Linked DNA regions of Homo sapiens: regions 2 and 3 are each linked to region 1. A link is an interaction called in ENCODE POLR2A ChIA-PET data of the cell type or tissue named here. Cell type or tissue: MCF 10A. All regions are shown on one strand. Links, peaks and the distances in the headings refer to the core of each region. The heading gives the core; the rest is flanking DNA.

Region 1 (6,510 bases), core at 675-5,674:
TCCAAAAGAGGCCCCACACCTCCACTCAGCCCTCATTCCAGGGGCTGCATTCCTCTCTCCACCCCACTGCCCACCCCCAGAAATCCTTTGCTGGACAAATCCTAAACTCTTGGCGCAACTCAGAATTCCCTTTCTCTCATTCTTCATAATGATTCCAAGAACCTCTGCAGAGTTTGTCTCTCAAAATCACATCCCAAGAACCTGTACATTTCTCTCCCAGGTTCAAGTATTAGGTCAATTTGCAGATAAAGAAACTGAGGCTTCAAAAATGACAAGGCGTTGGGGTGGGGGAAAGGGACTGACTTTTCCTCACTCACCCTGTGCCCTCCTGTTTCCTACCCCAGCAGCTTCTTTCACATGGGCTTCTTAGAGGAGCAGCTACCCCACCCCCTCTTTTCCTTTCTTTTTCCAGAAGTCTAACTTTTGAAATACATTTTAAAATATTTGCCTGTGTGGGAGAAATACATTTATTTAGACAGGAAGGGAAAAAAAGGGCTCAGTTACCAGTTTTTCCATGAAGGCTTCCAGCCCACAGAGGTCTCTCCTTTCCATAAATACTTTTAGCATAACTTGTCTTTATTATATATTCTCCTATTTATAATCAAATAAAACATATTCTAAAATGTGGAATGCCAGAACACGCACGCTTTGGGTGGCATGTGGAGGCGGCGTGAGATGGTGGAAGAAGCAGTCTCTAGAGGTCTGGGATGGACACTGGTTGTCGGAGGACTGAACAGATGTGGAGGTACCTTGTACACAGCAGGCACTCAGAGTTAGTTCTCCTCCCTGCTCTGCCCTAGGAGTCTCATTTCCCTAACCCACAAGAGGCTCTACCTCTTACCAGCTGCATGACTCCAGGGAAGTTACTTGCCCTCTCTGGGCTTCAGTTTCCTCACCTCAAACACAAAGATGATAAGAAACCTATCTCACAGGGTTGCCATGAGAGTGCCTCTTTGAGAGCAGACATAAAGCATGAAGCGGAGTCTGGCACATCATGGCAGATCTGCCATTTCCATACAGGAGGACTTGGAGGACTTGGGACCTTGTCTTGAAGCTGTACATCCAAGGTGCTTACCCTAGCTTTGCCCAGCCAGTATGTTTATTGGGAATACTGGGGGCCGTGGGGGCTGCACAGATAGGAGCAATGTCGCTTCTTAGTCATTACAAATGTCCAGTAAACGTCTGCCCTGTTGTTGTCTCCCTGATCCAGGTCACTCAGCTAGTGAGTTGCCCAGCCAGAACCATAGCCCTGGTCTTCTGTCTCCATAGCCCTGGTCTTCTGACTCCCAGGCCAGTGCTCTTTCTACCCAGCCTCTTGTTCCTTCATATCTAATTCCTCTCCTTTCTACAGGCACTGCTTCACAGCCCCTATTGCAGATAGGAAAGGTGAGGAGAGAAAAGGTGAACAACGTGCATGGCCCAGGGAGTCGGAGCAGAGGGGAGACAGGCCACCATGGCCAGTGACGCCCCACATTGTGGGAGGTTCCTAGAGGACAAGCTCCTACACAGAAAGCTGGCTCCTAGTCTGATGGGGAGGCAGGACACAAGAATAGGTATGGAAACATTGCCAGGACATCCAAGAAGTGGCCTCCAAGAAGCCTTGAGCTGGCATTGGGGTAGAATCTAGAGGACTAGTCTCAAGAGGCCTCCCTGGAGGAAGAGAATGTAGGGCCCAGTGTGAAAGAAGAGACAGGACCAGGCAGGGTATAGAGAAAAGGCACTCCATGGAGGAGAGAGGCTGCCCCCAAACCTTAGGTATGCGGCAGGGCAGGGCTGAGATCCTGAGGGTGGGAAGTAGTGGGCCAAGGTAAGCCACAGGACCCAGGACCATAAGCCAGACTCTCAGTGGCCCTCCCCAGGTGCCCTTCCATCTCACAGCATCTGAAACTCCACCCCACCTAGGAGACACCCTTCCACTCCACCTCCATCCTGGCCCTCGGGGGCGGGGGTAAAAGGATGTCAAGGGGGTTCCCTAGGGCATTTGGGCAGAGAAGGGGCTCCCCTGCTCAGGCCCTGGCCCTGAATAAGGAGAGGGGCTGTGGAAGGGATTCCCTTCATGGTTTCCTTCCTCTTCTTGAGGATCAAGAACTACCTGGCCGGGGTCCCCCGACCTCTCCCCAGGCTTAAGAGCAATTTAAGGGCCGAAAAAATAGAGACACAAAGACGGGTCTTCCTGGGGCTGTCTCAGGGCTCAGGGGCTGTCCAGAGACACCGCCCAGATGGGGTTACACTCTCCAGATTGCATAAGGATGAGGAGACCCCACTTGGTGTTTTCGAAGCACTTCCACGTTTGCTCTACTTAGTTGCCATGGAAGGCGTCAGGGCCCCAAGAGAAAGTGGCCAAGGTCTCCAGACCGGAAATGGCAGAGCTGGAATTAATGCGAGATTTCCCCTAAATCCAGGCCAGGGCTCTTAAAAATCCTCTGCAATTTTATTTGTTAAATTACAAAATCAAACATGCTCGTGGTAAACAAATGTGAGCGTTTCAGGCCTGCGTGATTTACGAAGTGAGAGGCCCGTAATCGCACTCCCAGAGGAGCGAGGATTTGGTCATCCTCCGACGACGGCTTCCAGATTTTTCTCCGCGTCGCCAGAGATGGGATCTGGCCCGGCGGGTCCTCCCTGAGGGGCCCGCGACCGGAACGCCGGGCCGGAAGGAACAGGGCCGAGCCCCAGCTGCGCTCCCGGGGGCGGCCGGGCTGGGCGGGGTGGGGCCGGGGAAGCCGCTACGTCACTAGCCAGTCCGGAGGGAGCCGCAGCAGGTCCAGCCAGGATTCCATTACCTCACCCGGCGGCGCAGAGCTGCGGCTCGGTCAACACCCCTGCACACCATTGGCTACGGTGCCGCCCCTCCGACCAATAGCACGGGCGCATGCAAATGAACCATTGAGCCGAAGCTTCCTTCGGGTCTGCTGCAGGCGAATAGACGTCATTGGGAGGATGGGGGAAATGAGTTAAGAGGGGTCCCGAAATCTGTAGAGTGCTGGTTTGGGGGCTCGCCATCCCAAATCTGTTCCAGCCTGTCCTGAGGAAAATGGAGTGTAATTAAGGGTGAGCACCCTTAATTCTTGAGCTGTCTTTCCAGATACACCTCGCTGCTTGGAGATTCAGTGAACCTAAGAAAAGGTGCAAAAACTATTTAGGTCAACTTGGAGAGCAGGGGAAGGAAGAAATAAGAAATAAAGAGGTACCGAAAGCTGGAACATACTTCGGAGAAACACCTAGGCCAGCCCTCTCACTGGAAACACAGCACAGCACAGAACAAAACAGACACAGCTCCTGTCCCCGGGCTGACAGCCAAGTAGGAGAGATGAATGTTCAACAATCTTGCACATAAGCAGTAAGTGCCATGGTGTTAGCCAGCGTTCTCCAGAGAAACAGAACCAATAGGATGGATATACAGAGATATAGAAAAAGATTTATTATGAGGCATTAGCTCCCATGATTATGGACGCTGAGAAGTACCCAGGATCTGCCCTCCGCAAGCTGGAGTAGTTCCAGTCCGCGTCTGAAGGTGCAAGAATCAGAGCATGGATGTCTGAAGCAGGGAAAATATGGTGTCCCACCTCAAAGAAGAGCAAATTTGCCCTTCCTCTGCCTTTTTATTCTATTCAGGTCCTTAACAGATTAAATTATGCCTGCCCATAGCGGTGAGGGCGGTCTTCTTTACTCAGTCTACTGATTCAAATACTAATCTCTTCCAGAAACAGCCTCACAAATACACCTAGAAATAACATTTTACCAGCTATTTGAGCATCCCTTAGCCCAGTCAAGTTGACACTTAAAATTAACCATCACGGTGGCTCAAGCCTGTAATCCCAGCACTTTGGGAGGCCGAGGCGGGCGGATCACTTGAGGCCGGGAGTTCCAGACCTGCCTGACCAACATGGTGAAACCCCGTCTCTACTAAAAATACAAAATTAGCTGGGCGTGGTGGCGGGCACCTGTAATCCCAGCTACTCCGGAGGCTGAGGTAGGAGAATTGCTTGAACCCAGGAGACGGAAATTGCAGTGAGCCGAAGGTTGCAGTGAGCTGAGATTGCGTCACTGCGCTCCAGCCTGGGCAACAGAGCGAGACTCCGTCTCAAAAAAAAAAAAAAAAAAATTAACCATCACAACCATAAAGAGAAAATGAAATGGAGGATGTCAGTGAGATATTTAACAGGCAGCTGTAATTTTCGCAAGGGATGGATAAGAGAAAGCTTCTCCAAGGAAGTAGCTTTTTTATTTGTTTGTTTGTTTGTTTTGAGACGGAGTCTCACTCTGTCACCCAGGCTGGAGTGCAGTAGCATGATCTCGGCTCACTGCAACCTCTGCCTCCCAGGTTCAAGCCATTCTCCTACCTCAGCCTCATGAGTAGCTGGGATTACAGGCGCATGCCACCAAACCTGGCTAATTTTTGTATTTTTAGTAGAGATGGGGTTTCACCATGTGGGCCAGGCTGGTCTCACACTCCTGACCTCATGTGATCTGCCCGCCTCGGCCTCCCAAAGTGTTGAGATTACAGGCGTGAGCCACTGTGCCTGGCGGGAAGTAGCTTTTAAACTGAGGGAAGGCTGGGCACCACTGGAGGCTCATGCCTGTAATCTCAGCACTTTGGGAGGCCGAGATGGGAGGATCATTTGAGCTCAGGAGTTTGAGACCAGCCTGGGCAACGTAAGGGAGACTTTGTTTCTACTAAAAGTAATAATAATAATTAAAAAATAGCCTGCTTGGTGTTACGGGACTATGGTCCCAGCTACTTCAGGGCGGAGGTGAGAGAATCACTTGAGCCCAGGAGTCTGAGGCTGTAGCGAGCTGTGACAGCACCACTGCACTCCAGCCTGGGCGACAGAGTGAGACCCTATCTCAAAATAAATAAACTGAGGGGAGTTTGTCGGTGGAGAGTTAGGGGAAAGGGATAAGTTGCAGGGAGAGGAAACAGTAATGAAAGAGTGCCAGCTTGTTAGAGCAGCAGAGTAAGGCAAGTGGCTGGAGGCCAGTGACTAAGGGGGACAGAGCTGGGGATGCGCGAGAGGAGCACTCAGCCCAATCCACAGGCCCTTGTGCCAGACTCTGTGCCGATGACTTTTTTCCTTTGTCTCTTCTTTCAGCAGCCATCTAAGGTGGGCACTATTTTAGTATTGAGGAAACTGAGGCTCTAAAAGGTTAAGTAGGCCAGGTGTGGTGGCTCGCGCCTGTAATCCCAGCACTTTGGGAGGCCAAGGCAGGCGGATCACATGAGGTCAGGAGTTCGAGACCAGACTGGCCAACATAATGAAACCCCGTCTCTACTAAAAATACAAAAATTAGCCCAGCATGGTGGCCTATGCCTGTAATCCCAGCTACTCAGGAGGCTGAGGCAGGAGAACCACTTGAACCTGAGAGGTGGAGGTTGCAGTTAGCGAAGATTGCACCACTACACTCCAACCTGGGCAGCAGAGCAAGACTCCGTCTCAAAAAATAATACAAAATAAAAAATAAATAAAAGGTTAAGTAAACATGTCCAGTGTCACACAGCTGAGAAGTAGCAGAGCATGGATTTGCATCCAGACCAGTGTGGCCTCAAAGTCCTTACACTGAGCTGCTATGTTATTGCTTCCCAGAGAAGTTGAGCTACCCAGAGGTGAAGGGATTTGCCCTTCATTTCATGGCTTGCTGCAGAGCTGGGACCCCCGCCTCAGAGAGTTCTGTAGATACTGTGAAGGGAGACAGGGCCTAAGGAAGGGGAGAGGGACAGGGAGGGCGGAGAAAATGCCCCTGCAGCAGCATTCCCTGAAGACCTTGCCTGTGCCCACACCCTGCCCATGTCTTTGTGCCTTTGTGTGCAAGAGTCCTTCTTGCCCAAGCTGGAACTTAGGGTTTGCTGGGGTAGAAAGATGCAGAAGTTTATAAGTGTCCACTTCTAGGGGTGTGCTGCTGGCCAGCAGCCACCGCCCTGAGGGCTGTAGGAGGGCTGGCCACTGGGGCAGCCCAGATTAGCTGGATTTTGTGTGCTGTGCCTGTTGCTAAGTAACGCTGCTCCTGCTCTCACCAGGGGAGCCAGCTCTGGTTACCGGTGACAACCCTCAAGGGAGAGTGCCTGGAGAGACATGAGGCAGGCGGGAGGGAACTGAAGGAAGCCAAGCCCTTCCCCACACAGGTTTATATGGCAGAGGGGTAGGTATTCCTTAGCTCTCTGGTGTTCTGTCTTGTGTGTGTGTGGTTTTTGTTTTTTGAGACAGGGTCTCATTCTGTTGCCCAGGCTTGAATGCAGTGATGCAACCATAGCTCATTGCAGCCTCAGCCTCCCTGGCTCAAGTGATCCTCCCACTTTTGCCTCCCAAGTAGCTGGGACTACAGGTGTATGCCACCATGCCTGGCTAATTTTTGTATGTTTTGTAGAGACGGGGTTTCACTCTGTTGCCCAGGCTGGTCTCAAACTCCTGAGCTCAAGCAATCCACCCACCTCAGCCTCCCAAAATGTTGGATTACAGGTGTGGGCCACCACACCGGCCGTCTCTGGAGTACATTAGGGGCCTGTTTCCCCTG
Region 2 (5,000 bases), core at 1-5,000, 570 kb after region 1:
GTGGTTCCTGTTCTATGTGGCAAACATTTCCATTTGGAACTCCAGGCATTTTCCTTTTCTCCTTTTAACAGAAGACCACAAAATTAGTAAAGGTAACATCTATCTTTTCGTCCTGCTATCAGCAGGGAGTGGGAATGGGATAACCCAAAAGCAACCAAAAATGCCCGTGTTTGTAGCTTTCAAATACACTTACTGACTTGATGCAGTTTATTGACTTTACCGAAACACACACACACACACACACACACACACACACACACACACCCCATAATTTCTCTTCCTGTTCCATAGTACCTGACTCCTAACTAAGCCTTGCCTAGAAAGAGAAAAATGGGGCTTTGGCATTAGATATGACCTAAGTTCCAGTTTCATATCTGCCTCTGTGTAATCTTACTTTACCTTAAAATCTTGCCCTAGAAGACAGTTTTATTCCTCATTTTGTAAAACTAGAGATAACAATATCTTTTGAGGGATGTTCCTGGGAAGGCTGAATTTGCATATATAAAGCACCTGGCTGCTGTCTAATACACAGTAGGAGTTCCTTTCCCATCTCTAATATGTCAGAAAAATATCAGACATTCTATCTGCTCTCTCTATACAACTTGCTTTTTTCATTTGATGACTTGTATACAATGTAGTCACAAGAAATGTTCTCCCTTCTCTCTTCTATTTCACATTATTCCTTCAAAATTTGGCTTAAAATTCATTCCCAGGTAATCCTGACTGACCCCATCACACCTGAGCCAATTTATGCTATGCAAATTCTTTTTTTTTTTTTTTTTGAGGTGGAGTCTCGCTCTGTCACCCAAGCTGGAATGCAGTGACACCATCTCAGCTTACTACATCCTCCGCCTCCCGGGTTCAAGCGATTCTCCTGCCTCAGCCTCCCAAGTAGCTGGGATTATAGGCACCCACCACCACGCCCAGCTAATTTTTGTATTTTTAGTAGAGATGGGGTTTCACCATGTTGGCCAGGCTGGTCTCAAACTCCTGACCTCAGGTGATCTACCTGCCTCGGCGTCCCAAAGTGCTGAGATTACAGGTGTGAGCCACCACACCCAGCCCAGATTCATTTTTATTATTGTTTTGATATTCTAGGTGCACCAAAACAGAGCTGCATCTTGATATATTTAGCATATACCCACATGGTCTTTGCTTTGTCCATGGTGGGCAGTCAGTAAGTGACAATAGCCACATTGGCTGATGTGCATACATTACCTGGGAAGGGACATTTTTGGGTGGCTCAATTCTAATGGAGGGATCCCACTCTCCTGGAGGGAGCACCGTCACCTGGTCTAGGAACTCATCAATCCCCGCCAGGAGATCATCTCGCTCTTTTGCCTTATATGCTACGTCATGAAAAATCTACAGAGAAGAGAAAACCCTCAGGAAAGTTAAAAGTAACTTTACATGAAACAATCACCAATGGATATGGTGAAAAATGAATACAACCTGTTGATTTTTATCTCTGTCACGGGGATCTGAGATGCAGAAAACTTTAGCACTTAGAGAAGTGCAAGGATAAAAGGATTTAAAAAACAAGCGTGGAAATGAGATGCATTAAAAGAACTAAATACATGTCTGCTAGTATAAGAAGAGATAAGACATGAGTCTAAAGTTGTACAATTATGTTATCTCCACAAAGGATGGAAGGAAAGGCAAGATATATGAAAAAAAAAATTTTAATCAGCTTTCCCACGTTGAGAGGGAAATTTTCTTGATCTTAAAGGTTGGAAACACTGGATGGAATTACTAATGAAGGTCCTTCCTGAATTAAGCCTCTCAATCAAAGAAAGCTGATAAAAAACAGGCCACACCTCCCTCTGCCGCCTAAGGCATATGCCTTGAAAGCCCTACTTTGCAGCTTACCGAGCAGTGCAGTCCTTACCAGAGTATGCACTGTGGGTTCAATGTCAAAATGTCAAAATATCTGGTTGTTTTGGTACAGACTAGTCAAGACATTCACACTACACTGCCTGAGGTCACACCCATGACCTTATACAAACTGGTCTCATTTAGTGGAACAGGAGTGAGGTTTCTTTATGTAAATAGCTTGAATGTATTTAATTAACCATCTTCTCTTGAAAGTTAAGCCAACCTTAATATATTTCTCTATATATCCTACTTGGCAATAATAGTTTCCCCAGAAAAAGATTTCTCTGCATTCTTGATTACTCAAAAAAGGAGAGATAACATAGGAAGAAAAATCCTCTAGAGCTTGGTCCTTCCACACTGGGCTCTCAGAGAAGTACCCTGAACTACTTCCCAGCAGATATTGCAATGGAAAGTATTTTATCCCCAATAACTAGCATATTGCCTGGCACAGAGTAAATATTCAATAAATATTTATGAGATGGAAGACTGAAGCAAAAGTTGCACATACCTCATCTGTCATGATGGTGGCCATGGATCTGCCAATCTCATGGTACTGCTGACCTTTCCCTACTGGACCCAATAAGATAAACAAAAATCTGGCAAAACACACAGAGGAGGAAATTATGTAAGTAAATATAAAGAAGTGCCATTAGTCCTCTCTAAACAGTATAAGATTTCTCTCTCTTATCGTACATAAATCATCACTGTACCTTCAAAAAAAAAAAAGAAGACAGTAATGAAGGAGCACTTTGAGTTGCCTTGACCTAATAATAGCTCCACTATGGGCATTGGAAGCTATTGTGCGGCATCATTCAATAATGTGATTACATTTCTTAGGGTTTCCATAGACACAATTCCTAGCTGTAGAAAAGATGCTTTTTCAAAACATGGCACTGTGGTGCAAATTCAAGGTTGTCTGAATTCCACTTATTGTTCTAATCAGAAAATGATGGGGAGAGGAGAGGGATAAGGAAGTTGAAATGATCAAGCCTTACAGAGGAGTCTAAATGTGTTCTGGACATCTGAATACTCTCTGTAAGTAGCAGGGCTCTGAATCACCAGCATCACCACCTTCAGAGCGCATGAATAGCCTTTTGAACAAATGTTTGCATATCTGCAAACCATACAAACCATGCCAGAATTGTGCAAAGGGAAACAAATACCTTTATTCAGAGACGTTCCCCTGGAATATGGCTCTACAGAACTGAGAAGATAAGACTTGGCTTCCTATTTTAACAAGTTATTGGCCCTTGCTATGTCCTTTGAATGGTCTTCAATTCTCTATTTCCAAGGCTATAGATACTGTGCAGTCATAGCCTTAGAAATAAATCTCAGAATTCCTCTTCATGGTGGTTAATCAAATATACCTCAATTTTCTGAGATTACTGCTGATTTTTTTTTTAAAAAAGACAGGGTCTCACTCTGTCACCCACACTGGGGTGCCATGGTGCTATCCTAGGATTCTAGCTCACTGCAGGCTCAAACTCCTGGGCTCAAGTAATCCCCCACCTCAGCCTCTCTAGTAGCTGGAATTAGAGGCACACACCAGCACATCTGGCTTTTCTGCTGAATTGTAAACACCATTCCTAAAATTAATTAATTCTAAATTTCAGTATTAAGTGGTTTCTTCTACCAGCACTACATAAATTTGAATTTTGGATAGAATGCATGAGTTTTATCTTTGCCTTTACCTTGTTGGGATTGGCACTTCTGTTAGGCCTGAGAGAAGAACAGCTGGAGACAGCCTCACAAAGGCAACAATGGGACGGTCCAAAATATCCACCTCTCCAACCAGGACATTGGAGGCCTCGGCCCCAGTAGGAATTTTTTTCATGAAATGAAGGTCTACCTGAAAGTCCAAAAGAAACATCTGACAACTTGGGAACCACCACCTTAAATATCGTTTTTAAATTTTTTATTTACTTTTTTTTGAGACAGAGTCTCACTACATCACCCACTCTGGAGTGCAGTGGCGCAATCTCAGCTCACAGCTCTCTGCTGCCAGGTTCAAGCAATTCTTGTGTTTCAGGCTCCCTAGTAGCTGGAATTACAGGCATGCACCACCATGTCCAGCTAATTTTTCTGTATTTTTAGTAGAGATGGGGTCTTGCCATTTTCGCCAGTCTAGTCTCAAACTCCTGGCCTCATGTGATCCACCCGCCTCAGCCTCCAAAAGTGCTGAGATTACAGGCGTTAGCCACTGCACCTGGCCCCATCACCTAAAATATATCTTACACTCATATGTCATTTTATGGTTAGCAAATGTTTTCTTATTTTATTTGATCCTTACAAAAACCCCAGAAGGAGGATATGACAGATTGTATTCGTCCCACTTAAAGAAAAAAAAAAAATGAAGTATTTGAAACCCAGAGAGGTGAAGTTGACTTGCCCGGGACCACAGAGCTTTTAAGGTATAGGTTCGGATTTTAAAATCAGGTATTCTGATTTCAATCCCATTCCCCCAAGCTTCCTCCAAGAGAAATGTTTCTGAAGCTCTGGGTCACATTCTTTCCCTTTTTAAACACTCAAATGTTTTGTCGGGGGTTTCAGGTTTTCCAAATAAAATGGGAAGCCTTATGAGCAGAGGAAGTGATATGACACTATCTGTGTTTTAGAAACACAGTGTCAAAGATAGACCAGAGCAAGGAGAGGCTGGAGGCAGGGAGACCAAGGCTTGGACCATAAGCTGCAGTGAGACACTGCTGCTACAGAAGGCCTCAGATACCAAAGTCACAGTCCTCAAGGAGAGCTTCAACCAAGAGTTAGTTTTAGGAGACATCTGTCTCTAAATAGATATCCAAAATATTGTTTTGGCAAAACCCCTGGGGGTGAGAAGGAACTGCTGGAGAGCAGGTACCAAAAAAATAATTGAAAAATCAAGAGATCTGTTTTAGGGAAGATTCTAAGCAGCTAGTCCCAGTTTTCAGTATGTTGAATCTGGAGAAAGAAACTGTTGAGTCAGCTTCATCCAGGCTGAAGGAGAAGGGAAAAGACATGCAGAGATGGGCCCCCTTTTATGCAGAAAGGGCTCTAGTCTTAGGGAAAGAGTCTTGAAACACTAAACCTTACCCAGATTCCAGCAATTAAACTCTGGATTCCACTAAAAGGAACCTTAGGCCTTGAAG
Region 3 (6,510 bases), core at 596-5,595, 950 kb before region 1:
TTATACACAGTTTTTTTCCTCTTCTTCAGGGCCTTGTAACATGTAAACCTCATTTCTGTTTTGGTTTTTTTTTGTTGTTTGTTTTTGTGTGTGTGTGTGTGTGTGTTTTTTTTTTGAGACGGAGTCTCGCTCTGTTGCCCAGGCTGAGGTGAAGTGGTGCGACCTTGGCTCACTGCAACCTCCACCTCCTGGGTTCAAGCAATTCTCCTGCCTCAGCCTCCTGAGTAGCTGAGACTACAGGTGTGTACCACCATGCCTGGCTAATTTTTGTATTTCTAGTAGCAATGGGGTTTCGCCATGTTGGTCAGGCTGGTCACAAACTCCTGACCTCAGGTGATCCACTTACCTCGTCCTCCTAAAGTGCTGGGATTACAGGCATGAGCCACCACGTCCAGCAGTTTTTGTTGTTTTTTAGAGTCAGAGTCTTGCTCTGTTGCCCACACTAGGGTGCAGTGGTGCAATCATGGCTTACTGCAACCTTGAACTCCTGGGCTCAAGCAATCCTCCTGCCTCAGCCTCCTGAGTAGCTGGACTACAGGCATGCACCACCACACCCAGTTAACTTCTAAAATTTTTTGTATAGATGGGTGTCTTGCTATGTTGCCCAGGCTGATCTCAAACTCCTGGCCTCAAGTGATCCTTCTGCCTTGGTCTCTCAGAGTGCTGGGATTACAGGTGTGAGCCACTGCACCCAGCCTAAACCTGTTTTTTTAATGTTCTTCTACTTTTTTTTTTTTTTTTGAGACAGAGTCTTGCTCTGTCACTGGGCTGGAGTGCAGTGGTGTGATCTCAGCTCACTGCAACCTCTGCCTCCCGGGTTCAAGCAATTCTCCTGCCTCAGCCTCCTGAGTAGCTGGAACTACAGGCGTGTGCCACCACGCCCAGCTAATTTTTGTATTCTTAGTGGAGATGGGGTTTCACCATGTTGGCCAGGATGGTCTCGATCTCTTGACTTCGTGATCCGCCTGCCTCGGCCTCCCAGAGTGCTGGGATTACAGGCATGAGCCACCACGCCCGGTCGTTTTGTTTATTTTTCTAATGAAGATTTCTGCTTGGGGAGTTCAGGTGGGGCTTTTTCTTGAGTAAATCCAACCACCTCTACCAAAGACTCTGTAGTTCCCACTTCCTGGGTTGGAGATTGTTAGTCAAAGGAGGAACTGGTGAGGACTTTGGCTAGAAATTTCCCACGTGGTATTTCAAAACCAAACCCAATTCTGGACCCAGACAGGAGAGCAGTTTGGGGTTGCTTATTAGGACAGGCTTGTTTGACACTAGCATACTAAAGTTCTCCTTCTTTTCCTTCTTACTTTCCAGTTCAGACTTTTGAATGATGGGGTATGTTTGAGAAGCAACTAAAAACCCAACCTCTGCCCCTTGGGAGTTTATTACAAATTTATAGTTAGTTGTATTTTCTTGGCAGGTATTGATAAGAAAGTAATTCACCTGATTAATGTTTTTATTGTATATCTGTGGATAAATGAGTAATGAATATATAAATAGTGGAGTATTATCTAATAGACAAATCAAAGGTAAATGTAATAGAGGAAGGAGCTATGGATAAACTCATCACAGAGCTGGGTCAAGTTACACTTTCTCCCACCTTGATCTTGTGTCTGTCTTAGTCAGTTCTGCTGTAACAAATTACTATAGACAGGGTGGCTTAAACAACAAACATTTCTTTTTTGTTTTTGAGACGGAGTCTCACTCTGTCGCCCAGGCTGGAGTGCAGTGGCTGGTGCAATCTCGACTCACTGCAACCTCCACTTCCCAGGTTCAAGCAATTCTCCTGCCTCAGCCCTCCGGAGTAGCTGGGACTACAGGGACCCACCACCACACCTGGCTCATTTTTATATTTTTAGACGGGGTTTCACCAGGTTTGCCAGGCTACTCTCGAACTCCTGACCTCAGGTGATCTCAGGTGATCCACTCACCTCGGCCTCCAAAAGTGCTGGGATTACAGGCGTGAGCCACCGCGCCCGGCCAACAACAAACATCTCTTTCTTTCTTTTTTTTTTTCTGAGACACAGTTTCGCTCTTGTCACCCAGGCTGGAGTGCAATGGCATGATCTCAGCTCACTGCAACCTCCGCTTCCTGGGTTCAAGTAATTCTCCTGCCTCAGTCTCCCAAGTAGCTGGGATTACAGGCATGTACCACCATGCTTAGCTAATTTTTGTATTTTTGTATTTTTTTTTGATGGAGTCTCGCTCTGTTGCCCAGGCCGGAGTGCAGTGGCACGATCTTGGCTCACTGCAACCTCCGCCTCCTGGGTTCAAGCGATTCTCCTGCCTCAGCCTCCCGGGTAGCTGGGACTACAGGCACCCGCCACCACACCTGGCTAATTTTTGTAGTTTTAGTAGAGACGGGGTTTCACCATGTTGGCCAGGCTGGTCTCGAACTCCTGACCTCATGATCTGCCCACCATGGCCTCCCAAAGTGCTGGGATTACAGGCGTGAGCCACTGCGCCCAACCTACAAACATTTCTTTCTTTCTTTTTTTCTTTCCCTTTTTCTTTCCTTCCTTCCTCCCTTTCTTTCTTCTCTTTCTTTTTTTTTTTTTTTTTTTTTTTCCTGAGATGGAGTCTCACTCTGTCACCCAGACTGGAGTGTAGGGGCACGATCTCGGCTCACTACAACCTCCGCCTCCCGGGTTCAAGCAACTCTCCTGCTTCAGCCTCCCAAGTAGCTGGGATTACAGGCATCTGCCACCATGCCCAGCTAATTTTTTTTTTTTTTTTTAATTTGAGACAGAGTCTTGCTCTGTCGCCCAGGCTAGAGTGCAGTGGTGCAATCTTGGCTCACTGCACCCTCTGCCTGCTGGGTTCAAGCGATTCTCCTGCCTCAGCCTCCTGAGTAAGTGGGGTTACAGCTGTGCATCTCCACGCCCAGCTAATTTTTGTATTTTTAGTAGAGATGGGGTTTCACCATGTTGGCCAGGCTGGTCTTGAACTCCTGACCTCAGGTGATCCACCCGCCTCAGCCTCCCAAAATGCTGGGATTATAGGCATGAGCCACTGCACCTGGCCTACCATCAGTTTTTTTTTTTTTTAAACTTACAGAGCTATAAGAGTCTAGTCAAAAGCAGTCAAAAATTATATTGAGCACATTGATTATATTCTTGGTATATCCAAAAATAAGAAGTTGAAGGGGCTGGGTGCAGTGGCTCATGCCTGTAATCCTAGTACTTTGGGAGGCCAAGGTGAGCAGATCACCTGAGGTCAGGAGTTCGAGACCAGCCTGGCCAACATGGTGAAACCCTGTCTCTACTAAAAATACAAAAATTAGCCAGGCATGGTGATGGGCGCCTGTAATCCCAGCTACTTGGGAGGCTGAGGCAGGAGAATCTCTTGAACCTGGGAGGTGGAGGTTGCAGTGAGCCTAGACCACGCCATTGCACTGCAGCCTGGGTAACAAGAGTAAAACTCCGTCTGAAAAAGAAAAAAGAAAAAAAAAAAAGAAGTTGAAGGACAATTGAGTCTTTGAAACAAACTATTTTTATAAAATGAGAAAGAAACAACAAAAAAACACAAAGACACAGACCACTACAAAATCAAATAACACTGAAAGTTCTCTATACAAAGCCCAGCATTCCACTAAAAAGGTACCCAGTAATCTTTAGCTCATTTTAAGATCTTTTAAAATTTTTCCAGCAAAGACTTGGTCTTAGCATTCTTTTGTATTTTGCCATCTAGCACAATATTTAGGTATTAGGTATGTTAGGTATTCAATAAGTACAGGCTGCTTGATTGGAGAATTATTGAATGATGGATTAGAAAGTGTGTGATGGATTGAAAAGCATGACCAAAATATTTTGCAGTGCCTTCATCAAAAGGTAGAGTCTATTTCCTACTTTTTGAATTTGGCATTGCCTTGTGACTTGCTTTGGCTAACAAATGTGTCAGAAGTGACAATATGTGACTTCTGGAGCCTAGACTTTGGAAGATTTTGTGACTTCCACTTTTACTCTCTTGGAACCTGCTGATACCAGGCAAGGAACCCAGGCTATTCTGCTGGAGAGCCACAGGCAGGAGAAGTGAGGTGCTTTGGCTGAGAATCCCAGCTAACTGCCAGTTATGTGAGTGAGGCCATCATAGACCATCCTGATCCATATGACTGTAGCCACTTAAGCAACTCAAAGTGAGATGAACAGAACTGCTCAGCTGAGCCCAGCTAAAATTGCAGAGTTGTGAGCTAATTATTGTTTTAAGCCTCTAAGTCTTGGAGTGGTTTTTTATGTAGTAATAGCTAAATTGACATAGTGCTGTCTGTGCAGTCACAGAATGTCAGCTGGAGGCAGAAGACAAGTGTTTCTTCTTTGGAGAGATACACTGTCTACCACGATTGAATTTTCTGCCTCGGCTGTCCTGTGTCCCAAATGGGTTGGGAGCCCTGTGCTGCTCCCTGAAAGAAGTGTCATTACTTGAGTATGTGGCTTGGCCCCAAACCTTCTAGGTGGTTGTGCAGCCAATTTGATGGGCTTATTACCTGTACTGGGCTTGAAGCTTGTAGAGAAATGGAAGTCAACCCTCTTCCAAAGAAGAGAGGCAGAAGGCCAGTCACGGTGGTTCACACCTGTAATCCCAGCACTTTGGGAGGCCGAGGCGGGTGGATTACCTGAGGTCAGGAGTTCGAGACCAGCCTGGCCAACATGGTGAAACCCTGTCTATACTAAAAATATAAAATTAGCCGGGCATGGTGGTGCATGCCTGTAATCCCAGCTACTTGGGAGGCTGAGGCAGGGAATTGCTTGAACCTGGGAGGCGAGGTTGCAGTAAGCTGAGATCGTACCATTGCACTCCAGCTTGGGCAACAAGAGCGAAACCCCGATACACACACAAAAAAGAAGAGAGGCAGAAGGCCGGGCACAGTGGTTCACACCTGTAGTCCCAGTGCTTTTGGAGGCCAAGGCAGGAGTATGGTTTGAACTCAGGAATTTGAGACCAGCCATAGTGAGATCCCAATCTCTACAGAAACCAACCAACGAACAAAAACAAATTAGCTAGGCATGGTGGCATGTGCCTGTGGTCCCGGTGCTTTGGGAGGCCAAGGGGGAGGATCCCTTGAGCCCAGGAGTTTGAGACCAGCCTGGGAAATATGGTGAGATTCCATGTCTACAAAAAATAAAAAATTAGTTTGGTGTGGTGGTGCACACCTGTAGTCTCAGCTACTCAGGAGGCTGAGGTGGGAGGATCATTTGGCCCTGGGATGTCAAGTGTGCAGTGAGTGGTGACTGTGCCACTGCACTACAGCAAGGGTGACAGAGCGAGACCCTGTCTAAAAAAAGAAAGAAAGGCACTGGGCGCGGTGGCTCACGCCTGTAATCCCAGCACTTTGGGAGACTGAGGCGGGTGGATCACGAGGTCAGGAGATTGAGACCACCCTGGCTAACACGGTAAAACCCCCGTCTCTACTAAAAATACAAAAAATAGCTGGGTGTGGTGGCACGTGCCTACAGTCCCAGCTACTTGGGAGGCTGAGGCAGGAGAATCACTTGAACCCAGGAGGTGGAGGTTGCAGTGAGCTGAGGTCGCGCCACTGCACTCCACCCTGGGTGACAGAGCAAGACTCTGTCTCAAAAAAAAAAAAAAAAAAAAAAGAAGAAAGGCAGTGAACAAGCAACACTTTTCAAGGAACTGAACAAGGACGCATGTGCTCAAGTTAAAGTATCTGTAAAGTATCTGAACATGGACACGTGTGCTCCAAGGAAAGTACAAAGTTAACCCTATACTAAATATCTGTCCTCACCCCTCCTTGAATCTGTATGACATCTTTACTCTCCAATCATCTTTCTACTTGGCTTGTTTAAATCTCAATATAGCCTAGTGAGAAAGAAAGGCAAGTGAGGAAATCAAGAGATTTGCTCAACATCACACAGCAGCTTAATCATGGTGCAGATCCCAGGCCTCCTGCTGTAGCACCCAGTGGCCCAGTGCTGACTACTGCCCCTAGCAGGTTCCATGGGCAACTCCTGCCCTCTGAGGACTCTCAGTCCAGGATGCATACCCAGGATGTATGTGTGAAGCAGGATGATGTTAGGGTGGCAATGCAGTGTCAAGGACAAGATCTGATATCATCTCTGTTAGCTCCATCAGGCCCGTGATCTCAGGACAGCCACTCAACCTCTCTAAGCCTCAGTTTCCTCATTTGTAAAATTAGGTTAAAATGATATCCACCTATACGTTGAAAAACTGTAAATAATGGTTGCCTCTGGAGTGGGTTGTGGGGCTGGGTGCTGGGTAGGAGGAAGACTTTCTTTTCATTGTATATCTTTATACTGCTCAATTTTATAATCATAGGGCAGATATTATTAATTCACTGATAATACTAATTAAAATACAAAAACTGCTGGTGCGATGGCTCATGCCTGTATTCCCAGCACTTTGGGGGGCCAAGGCGGGCAGAATACCTGAGGTTGGGAGTTCAAGACCAGCCTGCTCAACATGGTGAAACCCCGTCTCTACTAAAAATACAAAATTAGCCAGGCGTGGTGGCACATGCCTGTAATCCCAGCT

What was found. Peaks named below come from ENCODE experiments on the same cell type or tissue, not always from the same donor. Only the 100,000 strongest peaks of a DNase experiment are listed, where the experiment ranks them.
Region 2: POLR2A ChIA-PET joins it to region 1 with 5 read pairs; 2 of 35 experiments call an interaction of 5 or more read pairs at or near these places.
Region 3: POLR2A ChIA-PET joins it to region 1 with 6 read pairs; 5 of 35 experiments call an interaction of 5 or more read pairs at or near these places.

Annotation. Positions count from the first base shown.
Region 1 is chr12:52,029,374-52,035,883 of GRCh38, reverse strand. It overlaps LOC124902934 (a long non-coding RNA gene), which reads right to left. Exons shown (of 2, transcript XR_007063311.1): 2 at 2,411-3,116. It also overlaps a transcript of NR4A1 not described here. Among named protein-coding and RNA genes, the nearest start is that of NR4A1, 19 kb to the left of the region's middle. RefSeq lists a silencer at 2,558-2,887. In MCF 10A, for the core only: no CTCF peak of the experiment used is centred there; a DNase peak (open chromatin) is centred at 2,803.
Region 2 is chr12:51,458,675-51,463,674 of GRCh38, reverse strand. It overlaps SLC4A8 (solute carrier family 4 member 8), which reads right to left. Exons shown (of 25, transcript NM_001039960.3): 8 at 3,567-3,724; 9 at 2,384-2,471; 10 at 1,219-1,365; 11 at 1-61. Among named protein-coding and RNA genes, the nearest start is that of SLC4A8-AS1, 36 kb to the right of the region's middle. In MCF 10A, for the core only: no CTCF peak of the experiment used is centred there; no DNase peak of the experiment used is centred there.
Region 3 is chr12:52,983,745-52,990,254 of GRCh38, reverse strand. No RefSeq gene overlaps it. Among named protein-coding and RNA genes, the nearest start is that of EIF4B, 19 kb to the left of the region's middle. In MCF 10A, for the core only: no CTCF peak of the experiment used is centred there; no DNase peak of the experiment used is centred there.